2 separate regions of the Mus musculus genome follow, and region 1 is linked to region 2. The links are chromatin loops, found by intact Hi-C in ENCODE. Cell type or tissue: left cerebral cortex. All regions are shown on one strand.

Region 1 (8,000 bases), 280 kb after region 2:
GGAATCCAAATCAACAAGAAGAAAACAAAGCACTCGCCCTCCCCCTAACAAACAAGACTTGGATAACTGTATAACATCTCCTCCATTGAAATGGACAAGCTTCTCCTTGGTACCCTGGGTGGCTTGGAGGATGACATGCGATAGTCATTATTTGAAGTTTTATTTCAGCCCCTTCTTCGGCAAGCAACAAAATGACTATTTGCAGATCATCGTTCACTGAAAGGTCTCTGGTGAGATGTGTTCCCTTGAATCAGGTTTCTATTGCACAAGAGCCCTTCCGGGAGAGTGTAAAAGGCAATGATGGTGTGAGATAGGAGAAACCTTGACCTTTACCGCAAGGTTTAGCCCACTGACTGACAATAAGAATTGAAAATCTCAAAGAGCCTGAGCTGAGTGAATCGTGGCAAGCAACTGTAGGGAGAGGAGATGAGATGAGACTCTTGTTTTGCATCAACACATGTCCAAGGTTAAATTTGAAGTAGCACATGCCCAAGGTTAATGAGCCTATATGTTAAAACAAACAAACAAACAAACAAAAAGTCAAAATCTTGAGAAGAGAAAATAATTGCTGAGTCTGGTGAGACCTGTTTGGGTATTGTAGGTCGAGTGGCATCAGTCGTGGCTACGTGTACTTGACTGTGGATCCTTGTTCCTCTGGCTGTTGTTAACTGGTTGTCTAGTGGGCTGCAATGTACTGCTACTGGGAATATCTGACAGTGTCACAGTCTGGCTTCTTGTCTCCATTTCTTCCACAGGAGAATGGAAATGTTCTGAGTTCTTTAAGTGGCAGAATCCTGTAGGGTTCTGCACATACTTCTACCATTCCATTCACGAAAATCTAATCTTGTTTTTTTTTTAAATGGTTGGCCTAGAAGAATTCATTTTATGCAATTGCAGAGGACAAAAATATGATTCAGAAATAGTAATAATAGTAATAATAATAATAATCAGATGATGAGGGGCTGGGGAGATGGCTCAGTCATCTTGTTTTGAGAAGCATAAAAGCCCAAGTTCAGTACCTAGAATCTTCTAGATTGTCCTCTGGCCACCACACACATGCACGATATGCACTTGCACGTATATACAGGCATACACATGTATATACACACACAGAGACACACACACATACAGAGAAAGAGGGGACTACAATGAATGTGTGAAGTTGGGAAAATTCATAGCCAAGCTCTACTGAGTCTCGTTTGGGTTCTGGTGTTGAACATAATATCCAGGAGGGGGATGCTGTACTATTCCCCCTTACCATATGCCCCTCAGGTCAAATATTCACATTAAGGTTCCCTTGTCCTTGGAAACTATGCACTTGTCAGAGACACAATCACATAGCAAATTCACCGGGAAATTGTGAGCCATGACTCATGGTTTTGTTTGTTCTGCAATTGTGAAATTTTCAAAAATATTTTATTAAGATTGAAACCGAAACTTCACGGGGAGCCCTGAAAGCTTCATAGCAGACTGTTCTCCTGAGCTACCCTGCAACTCTAGTCATGAGATGATGCCTTGGCCATGGAGTTACCCTGCTGTGACTCTGATGTGCCAAGGGAACAGAAAATTGCTAGCCAGAATCCTGCTGAGCCTTGTAGGCACCCGACTATAGGCATCCATTAGTCTAACTGTAGCTTGTCCATAAAGGAAGACTCTTCTCCCAGATCCTTTTTAAATACTGCCCCACATCCAGAATCTAGCTCTCATAGCCGGGTCTGCATCCATGCCATGCCAAGCATCCAAGCCTTTCCCAGCCAGGCACCATGCTCTTGTTGCAAATTGTATTTTCATAGGAACTTTGATTCTGAAAATGTAGTTGGCCCAAATGCTGCCCCGCTCTACCTTCCAGGAAGGAGAGGATGACTTCGTGTGACCTTTGCTCACTAGTGTCTCAGCCCTGCGACCTGAGAACCATTTGATGGAGCTATAAGCATCCAGAGATGTGCCTATGGATCCCCAAATGGACCTAGGAGATCTCTGTCCTCTAGCTAGGTTAAATCCAGGAGCCATCTGCCACAGCCTGAGGCCATTTGGAGAGGCTCTGGAACCCAACTCTATTACCTATCCACTGCTCCTTTAACTTTTCTGTGTCTTAAGATCTTTCTTTAATGTCCTTCATTCTCTTTGTTTCTTACACTCTTTCTGCCTCCTCTTCCTAAGGGTTTTCTGAGCCTTTAGATTTGACGAAGACATCCATTTAGGGCTGAGTGTTCAAAGGTCTCTGCATAATGTCTGGTTGTGGGTCTCTGTATTTTTTCCCATCTGCTGCAGGAGGATGCAGGCTGCATGGTGAAGACGGTTGAACAATGCACTGATCTATGGGTCAATGGAATGCCATTAAAATTATTTTATTGTTATGATTTTTGTCTAGAACAGTAGTAATTAATTTTACTCTAGGTCCATAGGCTGTCTAGTCTCTGGTACTTGGTCACCCAAGCAGTGTCACATATGGGTTCCATCTCATGGGGTGGGCCTTAAGTCAAATAAGTTATTGGTTGGCAACTCCTATAAGCTTTGTGCCACCATTGTCCTGGCTTTCTTGCAGGCAGAACAGCATTGTAGATCAAAGCATTTGTGGTTGAGTTGGTGTTTACGTTTCTATTTGGTAGCTTGCAGAATAGCGTTCTGTACCAAAGACACTAGACTGTAGGTGTGATGTTAGCCTGATTTCTTATATCACTCATGCACCAAGAATGTCACCACCCACAGTGGGCTGGGCTCCCGCACATCAATCATTAATTGGGAGAATAATCTATGGACGTGCATGTGTGGAGATCTAGGTAGAAGAATGTTCTGAATTGAAGTTCTTTCCAGATAACTCTAGTTTGTATCAAGTTGACAAAAACCTACCCAGGACACCTTGATACCACAAAAGTCAGAAGGAACTGTAGCACAATTTCATTGGCAAGACCATGATGTCAGGTGACACCTCCTGAGTGCCTATCATACTAGGGGCCACAACACTTAGTACTTTTACCCAGCTTAGGCCAATGAAATTCCAATGAATTTCTAAAAGTAGCATGATGGTCCATGTTGATTTTCAAACTGACAGCATTAAAAATCACCAAGGAAATGCAGGCATATCTGTGAGAGGCTTTCCAGATTGGGAAATTGGGATGGGAAGATCCACTGGGCATATGAGTGGCACCATTTGTTGGAAGGTCTGGGGCCCCAAGCTGAATAAAAAGGAGACGTGAGCTGAGTATCAGCGTTCAGTTCTTTCTGCTGATGTTTCACACACTCAAATGTAACATTAGAATGTAACATAACGACACTATGTTACAGGTGCCTCAAGCTCTGGTTGCCATGACTCCCCCACCCCACCCCTGCCATGATGGACTGTGTTCCCTTGAACTGGGAAGCCAAATCAAATCTTCCCTTAAGTTGCTTTGGTAAGGTTTGGTTTTTTTTGTTTTTTTGTTTTTGTTTTTGTTTTTGTTTTTGCCACAGCAATAAGAAGAGTGCCTAATACCACTCATCCTTGTATTCTAGAGAAGATGGATCGAGGTGAGCTGTCTCTGCTTATTTCAGTTGAAGCTGGGATTTAAGCCAGTTTGCCCTCAAAGCCGGGATGCTTCTCTTTCTGCCCCCTGGATCTCATAATGAACACTATGACTATTTGTTCCTCAATACTTCGTGGCTGTGTTCTCCAAAAACTACTAAGCTTTAGAAAATATTTTGAAAATCCCCACCAAGGTAGACTGAAGCAACTATACCACACTTTGCTTGAGAATTTCCCCCATGACGGGGATGAGCCCCTTCTCACCAACATCCAGCTCATGAGCTCTTGGCTTGCTTTGAGACCACAGAGCAGGGCAGGTGCCTCTGGTTCCCATGGAAGCTGTGACTTCAGAGGCCTCTCTTCTCAGCCCTTCTCCATCCTCTCCTCTCTGCCCAGGAGAAAGGCTGGCCCTGGGGGATGCTGAGAAACTAGATGCAGGCTTGCCTTTTAAATCAGGAGTCCTTACATCTTCAAAAGGACATTACAAGATAAATAGCGTGTCCATGGCTTCTTATTGAGATGTTGTAAAGGACTCACCCTCTCGTCTTCTTTTTCTTCGAGGATGCAGGGGTGGAGGTGGGTGGGGGTGGGTGGGGGCGGAGGTGAGGGTGGGGGGACTTTCTCTGGGTTTCTCCCTCTAATGCTACACTCTCCTTCAATAGGAAACAGGAAGGGAGAAATCACAGAAGTCGGAAATTCTAATGCACTTTTTCTCTTGTGTCAAAGGCTGAGCAAGCCCCAGTCACTCTCAGAAGATGGTGAGAGATTACAGACCCAGGTGCCAATCTGTATTTGAAGAGAAAGATTTTAAACATCACTGTCAACATGAAAAAGAAAAAAGAAAAAAGAAAAAAGAAAAAAAAAAAAAAAAAGGAAAGGGTGAGGGTGTTGGGCCAGGAAAGCAGAACTCTACTTTTCGTTCTTTTGCAGATGATCTCAGTCCTTGATGTCTAGGAAGGGAGAGGACTGGGGAGGGGCAGGGAAGGGGAAACCTCCTCTGGGTTAAGGAGTCTTTTAAAACTGTTGATCTTGCCAGGTTCCAACTTCCGACAGCAGCTAAAATAGTGTTGTCATTTGCAAGCGGGAAGGGACAATTCCTCAGGTTAAATGCACAGGAAGATCGCAAGGGGCTTTCCTGTACCTGTGCAGGGGCTTGGAGCTGCAACCCAACGAATCACGATGAGTGGAGGGTGCATTTGGGGGTCCTGAAAGGATGAAAAGACACATTTCCTCCCCTCAGAGTCTGCACACTCCCAGTGACTAGCTCAAAGAAAGCTGCCTCTGTGCAACATCCCCCTCTGCTGGATTCTTGTGTGGAACACAGCACCCTATAGCCCCGCTGCTGCCCGGAGAAGCTCAGCTGAGCCTGTCTGTTCATTTACACTCACCTGGGGTTGGCCAAGCTGATATCCCTTGCCAGACCCACTATAGCTTTGCCTGCGATGAACTGTTCTTCATCACTCTACCTAGGAAAGATAAGACACATTTCCCAGTGCTATGTGGGTGCTGGGTAGCATCGAGAGTTAGAACTTCAAAGGACGAGGAGTCTCTCAGAGAGGGAGAGCTGCTCCCTGAAGGCACACAGCTGTGAAGAAAAGAAGCTGGGCAGGGACCTCCTTCTTCTGCCTCTCTCTTTAGAACTCTCTCTTGCGACAGAGGAATTCATAAATGTTCATGGTAGATGAGTTTAGAGCTTTTGGTCGTGGAAATCACAGGACCATGTAGGGACAGGTGGTCCTTCTATCAGGCTCTCGTCCTCTGGCTGTGCATATCAGGGAGGAGGTGATATGGCTTTGATTTCATTGTGGAAACGGAATCAGAGTTGGTCTGGTCTGGAGTCCTCAATAATTCACAGACCATAGGTCAAGTGACATGAGAATACCTCTATATCCTGATCAGTCCTATGGCCTGAAACCTCTATAAAAGTGGCTGTGTCCACAGTGGTCTGTCCAGTAGAGTTTTCTGCAATGAGAAAGTGCCCCTTACCTGTGCTGACCAGCCCACAGCCTCATTAGCCACATGTTATTAACTGGCTCTTGAGGCAGGGATGGTATGTCAGGGGAAGTAGATTGAGTTTTATTTAACTTTAATATAAGTATAATTTCAATTTTGCTTAAATTTAAAGAGCCATATGTGTTTTATGGTAACTGAGGAAGGACAGAGTGACAGGGAAAGTTATAGGGACATAGGAACAAAAGAGAATACATCTCTGCCCAGCTGAGAATCAAGAATTCCAACACAGTTAACATTTGCTTCAGGCCTTTCACTCTTCTCAGCTGAAATTCTGCTATTCTCTAGGAATCTCACTAGAATCAATCTGTCTCTGTCCCTGTCCCTGCCTGTCTCTGTCACTCTGTCTCTGTCACTCTGTCTCTTCCTCTCTCCCTCTCCCCCGCCCCCCTCTGTCTCTTTGGTTCTTTTCGAGGCAGGATTTCTCTGTGTAGCATTGGCTGTCATGAAACTTCCTCTGTAGACCAGGCTAGCCTCAAATTCATAGAGATCCACCTGCCTCTGCCTCCCAAGCGCTGAGATCAGAGGTGTGTACTACCAGGGCCTAGTTACTAGAACCTCTCTTTACAGTTAGTTATACATCTCAACCCCCTTGTGCAACATAGTGGCTCCTGGCTTCATTTTATCAAATTGTCACGCCATCCAAGGCATTTCTAGGGTCTCTTTACCTCTCGTTCATCAAAGAAAGCAAGAAAATAAAATGGGGGGGGAGCCTTTTGAGATATAATGAGAACTTCCAATATGATGTATATGACTAATGCTAAGGCACTCACGCTGGGGCTTTTCCTTGAGAAGGCTACACCCACGCTTTCTAGTGCATCTTTACTTCTCAAGTGCCTTGCTTCCTTTTAACGCCCGTCTTTAAAAATCTCTGTTAAAAATGTCTTAATAAACCCAACTCTGCTTTGTGGGACAATGGACTGTACCAGGAAACTTAGTAAGGTTGAGTGGGTCTGAGACCCTAGCACCCAAGTGCCCACCTGAAACAGTAGGTGCTCCCTACCAAATACCTATCCTGAAACACATGATTCCCCACATAGTCAGGTAGCCCAGAACAGAGTTCTCCATGCTAATGAGGTATCTAGAGGCTCTGAGGGTTTAGCCAATGAGCTTCCCTTCCCAGACATTCCTTCCTGCAAAAGGTATTTAATCTCTGGTCCACCCTGAGAAGGTGGTATGCATCCATTTTCCATGGTGACCAAGCAATAAACAGTTTGAAGCCAAGGACTGTCTCTTTCATCAAGAACCACCGTGGAGAACATGGAGAAGGCCTTCCACTACCAAGCTGCACCATCTAAGCCTCCTGCAGAAGGCCCCTCTGTTCTCCCAGACAACCACTGCCAAGCTAAGGATAACCACCCATGAGCTAAGCCAGAGTTCCCATTCACCCGGCACCGGCCTCATTGTAGTCCTCAGGCCAAGGGCCCCCAAGTCTTTTACCAAGGAGTTTGGGAGCCCCTGGGTCTCCCACATCCTAGGCTGCATTTTTCATCCCCTGAGTGGTGTCTTGGCCCTTTGCTTGAGCTCAGCACCCCAACAGCAGAGGCGCAGGGTAAATGCAGTCTAGCGTCTCCCTGTTTCACCTCTGCAGCAGCACATTCACATCCCAGTGGTGGGGAGGGATGCAGACCCACACTGCTTCATACTTGCTCACCCAGAACTTCTTTGCTGGAACAAAGTCAAGGGTCTTGTTTGACTTGTGTCAAAGTCTCTAATGTGTTAACAGATCTCTGAAGGTTCCTTTGGGTAGAGCTGAACCTCCCATCCTGATGCCCACAGACAATGAGCTGTGGGGCATCACAGTCCATCACTGACCGAATGAGGCTCCCCACTATTCCATACTATTTCAGAATCAGCAGGACATTGAGGAGACCCCAGAATAGAGAATGTGGTCATGGAGCAGCAAGCAAAATCCTGGGCTGGGGTTTTGTGCCAGAATAGTCCTGTGGGGCTGGGGAATGCCAGCTTCCTGCTGCTCTGTCCTCACTATGTGATGGACAGGTGGGCTTCTTCCCTATCTTGTTGTCTCTGGGGAATTCTTCATTATCTTTTCCTCTCTGGAAAAACTTATAAGGTAAAACCCACTTACCATGAACTTGGCCTTTAAAAAAAAAGATAATGTTTTAAAGGAGAAACCTGTTAGTTACACTGTATCAGGGACAGCTAAGCTGGGAAGTTAAACTGAGATGACATAACTCTACCCAAAGCAGGTAGACCTGACCAGTTCATCTGCCTGATAGCATCAGAGGCAGGCTCCTATGCATTACGAACGACTTGTTAAAAATGGAGTATCTGATGGAGTGCTGACTTGTCCTGGAGAGAGGCAGCCAAACATCGATTCACCCCAGGTAGGACATCAAGGATGGACCGGAAGAATGAGTCCATTTAAGTCCAATTTGGCAACCACTGGGCATATTTAGAGGACCCTGGGTGAAGGATTGCTTACAGGAGCATGGCTAGTCTTCAAATAGCTGTGTCACTAGACATC
Region 2 (8,000 bases):
TTAGCATGAACATCATAGCATATAGGCCAGCCAAAAAGAGACTTTAGGCCAGATTTAGTCTATGGGCTCTGCTATAACTGTTGGTTGGGTGACAGCACTGACCTCTAGGCTAGCTTCATACAATCAAAGCCCAAAGAAAACTCTCCAAAGACCTTTCTGCTTTCAACACCCATCCCATCCCCACTCCCCTCCATACACACATTCACACATGAGCAGAAAGCTCACAGTGGTCCTAATTTTCCAGTAGCCATCCTATTTTATCAGCTGGTTCACTGAAAGGTATTTAAGATTTTACAGGACTTTTCAACATGAAAAAAAAAAAAGGAAAATCACAAGTATATAAAATAATGTGGAAGGAGTTAGGACGGGAAAGCAAGGAGAGAGAGACAGAGACAGAGACAGAGACAGAGAGAGACAGAGAGACAGAGAGACAGAGAGACAGAGAGAGAGAGAGAGAGAGAGAGAGAGAGAAGAGACTGTTTTAACATCACACCTTCTTTGGAGAGTGAAAGTTGCCAGGTGTTATCACAAAACAGTTATATTAACATTAAGAAGGGGCTATGCTTGTATCTTTCACAGTAGTCAAATCTTCAGAAAAAATGTATTTATTTTAGTGCTGTAACCTACAACTGAAAAGAAGAATATTTGTACAGAGGAATCTAGTGGGTGTTTTTTTTTTTTTTTAGAAGTGTGTGTATGTGTTGCAGGGTGTATATATAGGATGTGTGTAAGGTGTGTATGTGTGTATAGGGGGTGTGTAGGTTATGTGTATATATAGGGTGTGTATTCGTAGGGAATGTATTTAGGGTGTGTATTCATAGGGTATGTATATAGGGGGTTTGTGTATGTGTAGGGTGAGTATAGGGTATGTTTGGGGTGTATGTGTATAGGATGTGTGTGTGTGTGTGTGTGTGTGTGTGTGTGTGTGTGTAGATGCATGCCTGTAGTGGCCAAAGGTCACCCTCTAGCGTGATCCCTCACATGTAATCCACCCTGTCCTCTAAGGCAGGCTCTTACTGGCCTGGGCCCCTTGAGTCAGCTAGGCTGTCTAGGCAGCAGGTCCCAGGGATTAGCCTAGCTTGCCTTCCCAGCACTAGGGTTCAAACACCATCTTATTTTGATATCTGGGTGAGTGGGGCTTAGGCACTGGCTTCAGGACCTCCTGTGCCTGCAGTAAGCACTTTACTGAGTGAGCTGTACTCTCAGTCAGCCCTTGGTTAGAACATTTTCACGTAGGAAAAAAAAAATCTAAGAGACTTAGCATTTCATGGCAGCAGTAAGGACGCATACACAAAAGCCCCCACGTTTTTTTCCTATGCTTTTACTGCTAGGGGAAGTTTGAGGGAAGGGGCTGTGGAAATGTTTCCTACTTGAAGTTTAATGTTCAGAGCAAAGACCACGCCAGTTCCAGCTGAGAGCAAGAGCGCTCTTGAAAGCAGACTGAAATCCAGATACCTGAGCCGTTGGTAGGGCATTCAGTGGAAAATTTCATTTCCACATTATAAATAACTGTAGGATATTTTAAGGGATCCAAGACTGGGAACTTCCAAGAGCTGCTTACATTAGTTCTACTGAAATGTTTAATGGAGGGAGGATGCCCAGCAAGGCTATAAAGCTGAATTACCGGATATGATTAATTAAAATAAATAATCTCACCATTGATTAAATTGCCCTTAAAATCCCCAACCATTGAGGCCTGCATGTCTCATTATGCATCAAGTAAAAAAGGGGGAGCATGGAGTGGTGGTAACTAAACAGCAATGGCGGGAAAGCAAAGGTCCCCAAGATAGGATTTCTTATATTCAAACGACTGTAGAGTTTCTTGTTGGAAAAAGCCCCACTCTGGGAGCCCCTATTTGAAACATGGGCCGTTTCTCAGTTCTGTCAGTTTGTGGAAGTCCCTTGTTCTGTGGGTTTCCTGGGAGGAGAACAAAATACCCTCTCCCACTATCGACACTATCGATTTCTGGGGACTCTCTGCTCTTCTGCAGTTCCCAACACTTAAAATGAGGGGCAATGAAAGCAAGCCATCTCTGTGGGCTGTGCCACTAAAGAAAGCTGTCCCACTAAGGGCAGGAGGGGTAGGTATGTAATTGAGTCATGACGTCAGGTTATGAATTTGCGAGGATACAAGTTAGTTTGGGTGCAGTTTCTCTCTTAGATGGGTTAGGAAGCCTGGCTTCCTTTTCTAGGCTGGCGTCTATGGCTGGGGCGATTAGTGCAAGGGAGCGCACACACGCGGTGAGGCAGTATTCAGGCTTAGAGCTCTCCCCTGTGATCAAAAAGATATTTAAAGTAGCACCCTTAGGAGACAGCTCAGTAACTCGCTCCACCTGTAATGTATATCGGGAGTGAGCGCTAGGGACACAGAGGCCACCAGCTACGAGGAAGTCGGGTGGGAGATGTGGGCGCCACAGGTAGTGGCATAGAGGAGCGGGCAGTGGAAGAAGAGGGAGACTGAGTGGCTCAGGGAGGTGACTCAAGTCTGAGGGAGGACTGGTGGAAGAATCCGGAAAGAGAGCAAGAGACAAGGAAAGACCGACATGGGACGTGGGCGGCGGCGGCGGCGGCGGGGGGGGGGGGGGTTTGCATAGTTGTAAGTGGTGCAAGCAGAAAGGGGAGGCAGAAGCAGTGACTCAAAGGGGGAGGGCACAGGAGTGCTCCCCAGTATCATCCCTAGCCTGTGAGAGAGCAAGCAGTCACACTCAACTCTGTCCACTCCTCAACCCCCAGAGCGCCTCTCAGGCACAGGAGCACGGGTCCCCAGACCATCTGAGCACAGCGATCCACTTTTTGTATTTTCTAGTCTCGAGTTGCAAAGAGGCGCAAACAACCTCTTTTGCGCGCTCCGGGTACCTTTTCTGGGCCCTGCTGGGCGCGCGGGGAGGGAAGGTCAGAGAGTGGCAACTGCGCTAGGGAGGGTCATGACAGGTCCCTTGCTGAATTTGGAAGGCATTTGCACCCCAGCAGTAAAAGCCCCAAATTAATGGCTACGTGAAGAGCTTTAAATAAGACGGATGGTGAGAAATGTTACCCAGCTAGCCCTCTTCTTTAGTCCTCCTAGGGGACGACTCCCAATTTTTCATTGATTTCACCAAATCACAGTTGCGTCAACTACCTTGTTACGAATCGCCGGGGATTTTGGTAAAATGATTCTATTTGGAAGCGTTGGAAGTTTTAAAATAATAGGTTAGGCAAGACATATAACAGAACATCACGCTGAGAGGTGAGCCAGCCCGATATTGCTTCTGCCTGGTTCTTGGGGTGTATCAGCCTCCGGCGGATTTCCCGGCTTCTGTGGGCGCCGCCGCACGTTGTTTGATTTGTTTTGAAGGCTCAGAATTTGAGGCTGGTCGGAGACACCCACGTGCTTCTGATTCCCATCAGTATAATGATCGCCTCAGTTTGAGTCGTGTCTATATAAACCACAAAAACCTAATCATTAGAAATCCCAGCCTCCAAAAACCACATTTTAGGTAAAAAAACAAACAAAAAAAAAAAAAACAAACAAAAAAAAAACAAAACTGCTGCCGCTCCCCGCACTCCTTCATCTCTCAACCACAATCTTTTGGGGATTCCAAAATCGCCTCCCCCCATAACGCCGGGAAACAAAAACATAAATAAATAATTACTGAACTTTTTTTTAAACTTTTTATTTTTAACCCCCCAAAGTGGGGAGTGGCTAGAAAGACAGTTAGACACTAGACTTAGTCTGAGACGAAGACTACACTTAATAAAAGATTGGGAAATGAATGGATAACCGCTGTGTATTCCCCCTTTCCCAGCAAGCATTTTATCAACTTACAACTTATTTTAATTACCAAGCTGTCATTTTTTAGTTCTTTTTATTAAAAAAGCAACCCATCCTTATTCTCCAATAATGACAAGAAGGAATATATAAGAAAAGTGTCCAGACATCCGTTAGAGTTTCTAAAACTATTTTGACAAACACTCCTGTCACCCATTTTGGTGTCACCTAAGGGGGGGCACTCCCGAAGCCTGTAAAAACCTGCCCCCCGCCCCAACCAATGTGGGGTGGGGTTGGGGGCAGGGTGAAGAGTGCTCAGAAGTCAACGTGGAGACTTGAGAATTTCCCTTCCTCCTCTCCTGAAGTTAACAACGAAAAATTAACGCCAGTCGGAGCAGCCTGAGGCTCTCCCGCTTCTCAGCTTTAGCGTCGTCAGACCGAGAAGTGGTTCCCGGTCCTGAGGGTGAAGTGGGGAGCCGAGGACGCAGGCGGCGATGTCCTAGGCGGGGACCTCCTCCCTACAGCTTCGGGCGCCGAGCGAGCGCAGCGGCGCTTCTAGCGGCCGGCGGGCGGCGGCAGCGGCTGCGATCCGCAGGCTCCAGATCTGTCGCCCCGAGATCCGCTCTCCCCCCGCCCCCACTTACCTCCCGGCACCTTGAAACGCGAGGGGGGCCCGGGGCACTTTGCAAAGAGCAGGAGAGACGAGGCTGCGAGCTAGACGGCGGCGAAGGAGAGGGCGAGAGGAGAAGCCGGGGAAAGGAAGGACTCGGCGGCCGGAGGACTCGGAGCGCGCTGCCGGCGCGGGGAGCGCGCAGCGGCCTCGGAGGAGGAGGCGGAGGAGGCGGCGCGGGCAAGCGACGGCGCCGCGAGCTGGGCAGCCGCGCTCTGCTTGGCGGTGGCGGACAGCGAGGAGCCACACGCACCGCCGAGATGGACTGCTGAACCTGCGGGGCTCCACTACCGTACTGGAACCCGGAGCGGGGCGCCAGCGCACCCAGGACACGGTGCCCCAAGGGGCCCCTACTGCAAGCTGTTAACTTCAAGTCCCTTGCGGCGGCTGGGCCAAACACGCCCCCGCGTCCCGCTCGTTGCAGCCACCGCCAGGGACTCCCAAGCCTCCCGGTGGAGATCCGCGCCTCTCGGGTGTCCCCACCCGCTACCCCGACTCTGTCCGGTCTCCAGTCGCCGGCCCCCAGCAGACTCCGCCCGGCACACGGCTTCCTCGAACTTGATTTCTCACCTCCTCTGTCCCGTCACCTCCATCCTCTTTCCGCCCCCGTCTCGCCTCCACCCCCTCGATTTCCTCCTCCTCGCCCCCCATTTCCACCCTCCTCCCCCTCCCCCGGCCACTTCGCTAACTTGTGGCTGTTGTGATGCGTATTCCTGTAGATCCGAGCACCAGCCGGCGCTTCAGCCCCCCCTCCAGCAGCCTGCAGCCCGGCAAGATGAGCGACGTGAGCCCGGTGGTGGCTGCGCAGCAGCAGCAACAGCAGCAGCAGCAGCAGCAACAGCAGCAGCAACAACAGCAACAGCAACAACAGCAGCAGCAGCAGCAGCAGCAGGAGGCGGCCGCAGCAGCAGCGGCGGCAGCGGCGGCGGCAGCAGCGGCGGCGGCCGCAGTGCCCCGATTGAGGCCGCCGCACGACAACCGCACCATGGTGGAGATCATCGCGGACCACCCGGCCGAACTGGTCCGCACCGACAGTCCCAACTTCCTGTGCTCCGTGCTGCCCTCGCACTGGCGGTGCAACAAGACCCTGCCCGTGGCCTTCAAGGTAAGAGACTGGTCACCCCCAGATCCTGGCCCGGCCCCATGGAACCTTCCCGCCGTGGTCTCGGTGCCCATGGGTGTCCTCCAAGACTCCAGCCTTGGTGGCTCCACTCAGGGGACCGAGGTGGCTCTGATCTACATACCCCGCAGCGGCCACCGCGAGCAGATCCCCCTTCTCACCTGTGCGCCCACTACCATGTAAGCCTAGGTTCCCTTGCTTCTTCATCCTTCAGTCTTCCAGGCGCGGTTCTTGCCTCTTTCCCTGCTGTGAGACTCCTGGGCCCCCAGACGCCCCGAGGCGCCCACTGTGAGCTGCAAGCTTCCTCCCGCCCCCTTCTCCCGGGGTCTCCTCACTCCACACGGGCATCCCGGCCTCTCCTCTCCGGGATTCTGTGCGCTCCTTCCCGCTTTCCCCTTTGCAGACGCAGGCCTCTACCCCGAACTAGGTGTCCCTTTCCCGGATTGGTTGCCGTTTGGCACTCCCGGCTGCTCCCCGGCTTGGCCCGGTTGCCTGCAGGGTGCCAGCACCGGAGGGCGCTTGCGCCTGGGGCGAGATGAGGTGCCAATCGAGGAGCGTAGGTTGAGAGTGCTCAGTAAACTTGGGGATGGACGCGGGAGAGCGGGGACAGACGGGACATTCGCGCCCTCCTCGGCCGGCACTGGTTCCCGTTACTTGGAGGAAGGCGGGGCCGCCGGGGTTTCGGCTTCTATCAGGGCCAGGCAGGAGCAGGGAGTTGCGGGGGGTTCGGGGCTCTGCGCCCCCGAGTGCGGGAGTGATGAGCGTCGGGGAAGGGGAGCAAGGCTTAGGCTGCTTCCCCCCCCCCCCTCATTTTGCCTGGGAGGAAAAGGGAATCCTGTGGAGCAACTTCGGTTGGTCAGAATAAACAGAGGTGAAAACTTTATTTGCCTTGAAAGAGCCAGAACTCCCAGATGTCCCTTCTGCTTGGGGAAATCGATGGGTGATGGGTGGCTCCTGCCGGAGGCCTGGGCTCCAAGGTGCGTCCCCGTGGCCTCCTCTTCCAAGTCCCGTTAGCTTGCCAGCACCGATAGCGGTAGGAGTCACGCACAGCTGACAGCAGGTTGAAAGTGTGCGGGTCCCCAGGCCCTGGCCATATCTATGATGCAGTCTGGGGTTTGGTGGTGGTGCGGAGCACCCCTCCCACCCCCCATCCCCGGAAGAGACTTGGCTGGATGGGTGGCTGTCCATTCTCCTGGTCCAGACGCTAGGGATCAGTTGGGGGAGCCAGCGAGAGAGATGCATCCAGTTTTAGTGGGCGAGTCTGGGACCCGGCTCTCTGTTGAACAGGTTAAGAATGGTCTTGAAAAAAAGGGAGAGAGAGGAAAGAAAGAAAGAAAGAAAAAAAAAGGCGGAATTGTGCCAGTTCCTTCATCTCGGACTCTGGTGCCAAACTCCCACGGGCCCCTGCATTTCCCAGTTGTTGATCACCCGGTACCCCACGCAGCAATTCAGATTCCATGTGTGGGTGGAGCAGCAAGAGGGGCCCAGGTCAATTAGAGCAGTTATCTCTTTAGGTCTCCTATCTGAACAGAAATCTGAATGGATTGTTTTGGAAGGGGGGTGCGTGGCCCTGTAGTGGCCAGTTTCCTTTTGTAGTTGGATCAAGCAGTGGTCCTAAACAAACACACGTGTTTTTCCTTTTTGAGAGCATCCATTTTGGCGATTGTTTTCTTCCTTGTGGTGTGAAAAGGTCAGATATAGGGGAAATTGTAGAAAATGATATTTCCATTGAGAGCTATCTTTTACAATGTTTATCAGCCAAGGGCCCAGAATTTTCTAAGTACCCTCAGCGAGGGTAGACATTATTCTAACAATAAAAAACAAAACTTTTTCCAAACCTGGATGAAAACAGGGGAAAATACAAATAAGTAGATATTTTGTATAATGCAAGGGCATACATTAAGGTGTAAAAAAATAACTTTATTAATTCAATGTCTAGTGTTCTGTGCACCCTTCTGGTGCTGAATACGCTCAGGATATAATTGTCGTGAACTGATCATCTTAAATGGTGCATTGATTTTTGAGTACAAGTATTCTGCAGGGAAAAGATTTGGGGATGAAGATGCAATGTGATTCAGTCTGACGGCTTTTGGATTTGGAACCTGGATTTTCTAGTTTCTAAAACTATTTTGAAAGTGAATTTCTCTCTTTGTTGTTATGGCTTCTAATCAGAGTGCATTTTTTTCTTTAAACAGTAAACAGGCCATTGATAGCATAGGGCTTATTACAACATTTACATTTGTAATAAATTGAGTTAAAGATCACTGAGACTCACCCTAATAGTTTCATCTCTCTGCTTAAAAAAAAATATGGATTATCTAGAGGTTCAGATTTTTTTGACAGTAACTTTTATAATTTTCATTTCAACAATATAACAACAGCCTTTTCAAAATAACTTGCTTTGGGAATAAACACACGAGCATAGCGGGCTTCTTATCCTCTCTCAACATAATCAAATACAT

What was found. Peaks named below come from ENCODE experiments on the same cell type or tissue, not always from the same donor. Only the 100,000 strongest peaks of a DNase experiment are listed, where the experiment ranks them.
Region 1: a loop joins it to region 2, with 5 times the contacts of the local background. A loop is called at or near these places in 31 of 42 quality-filtered maps.

What each region holds. Positions count from the first base shown.
Region 1 is chr17:44,452,660-44,460,659 of GRCm38, reverse strand. No RefSeq gene overlaps it. Among named protein-coding and RNA genes, the nearest start is that of Runx2os3, 110 kb to the left of the region's middle. In left cerebral cortex, a CTCF peak has its summit at 4,808; DNase peaks (open chromatin) are centred at 4,806 and 6,280.
Region 2 is chr17:44,732,756-44,740,755 of GRCm38, reverse strand. Runx2 (runt related transcription factor 2) reads left to right here and starts at 4,108. Exons shown (of 7, transcript NM_001145920.2): 1 at 4,108-5,523. The coding sequence starts at 5,122. RefSeq lists a cis regulatory region at 3,209-3,217 and a promoter at 60-4,353. In left cerebral cortex, a CTCF peak has its summit at 4,294; DNase peaks (open chromatin) are centred at 5,601, 5,992, 6,591, 6,820 and 8 more places; H3K4me3 peaks cover 5,610 bases; H3K27ac peaks cover 2,906 bases.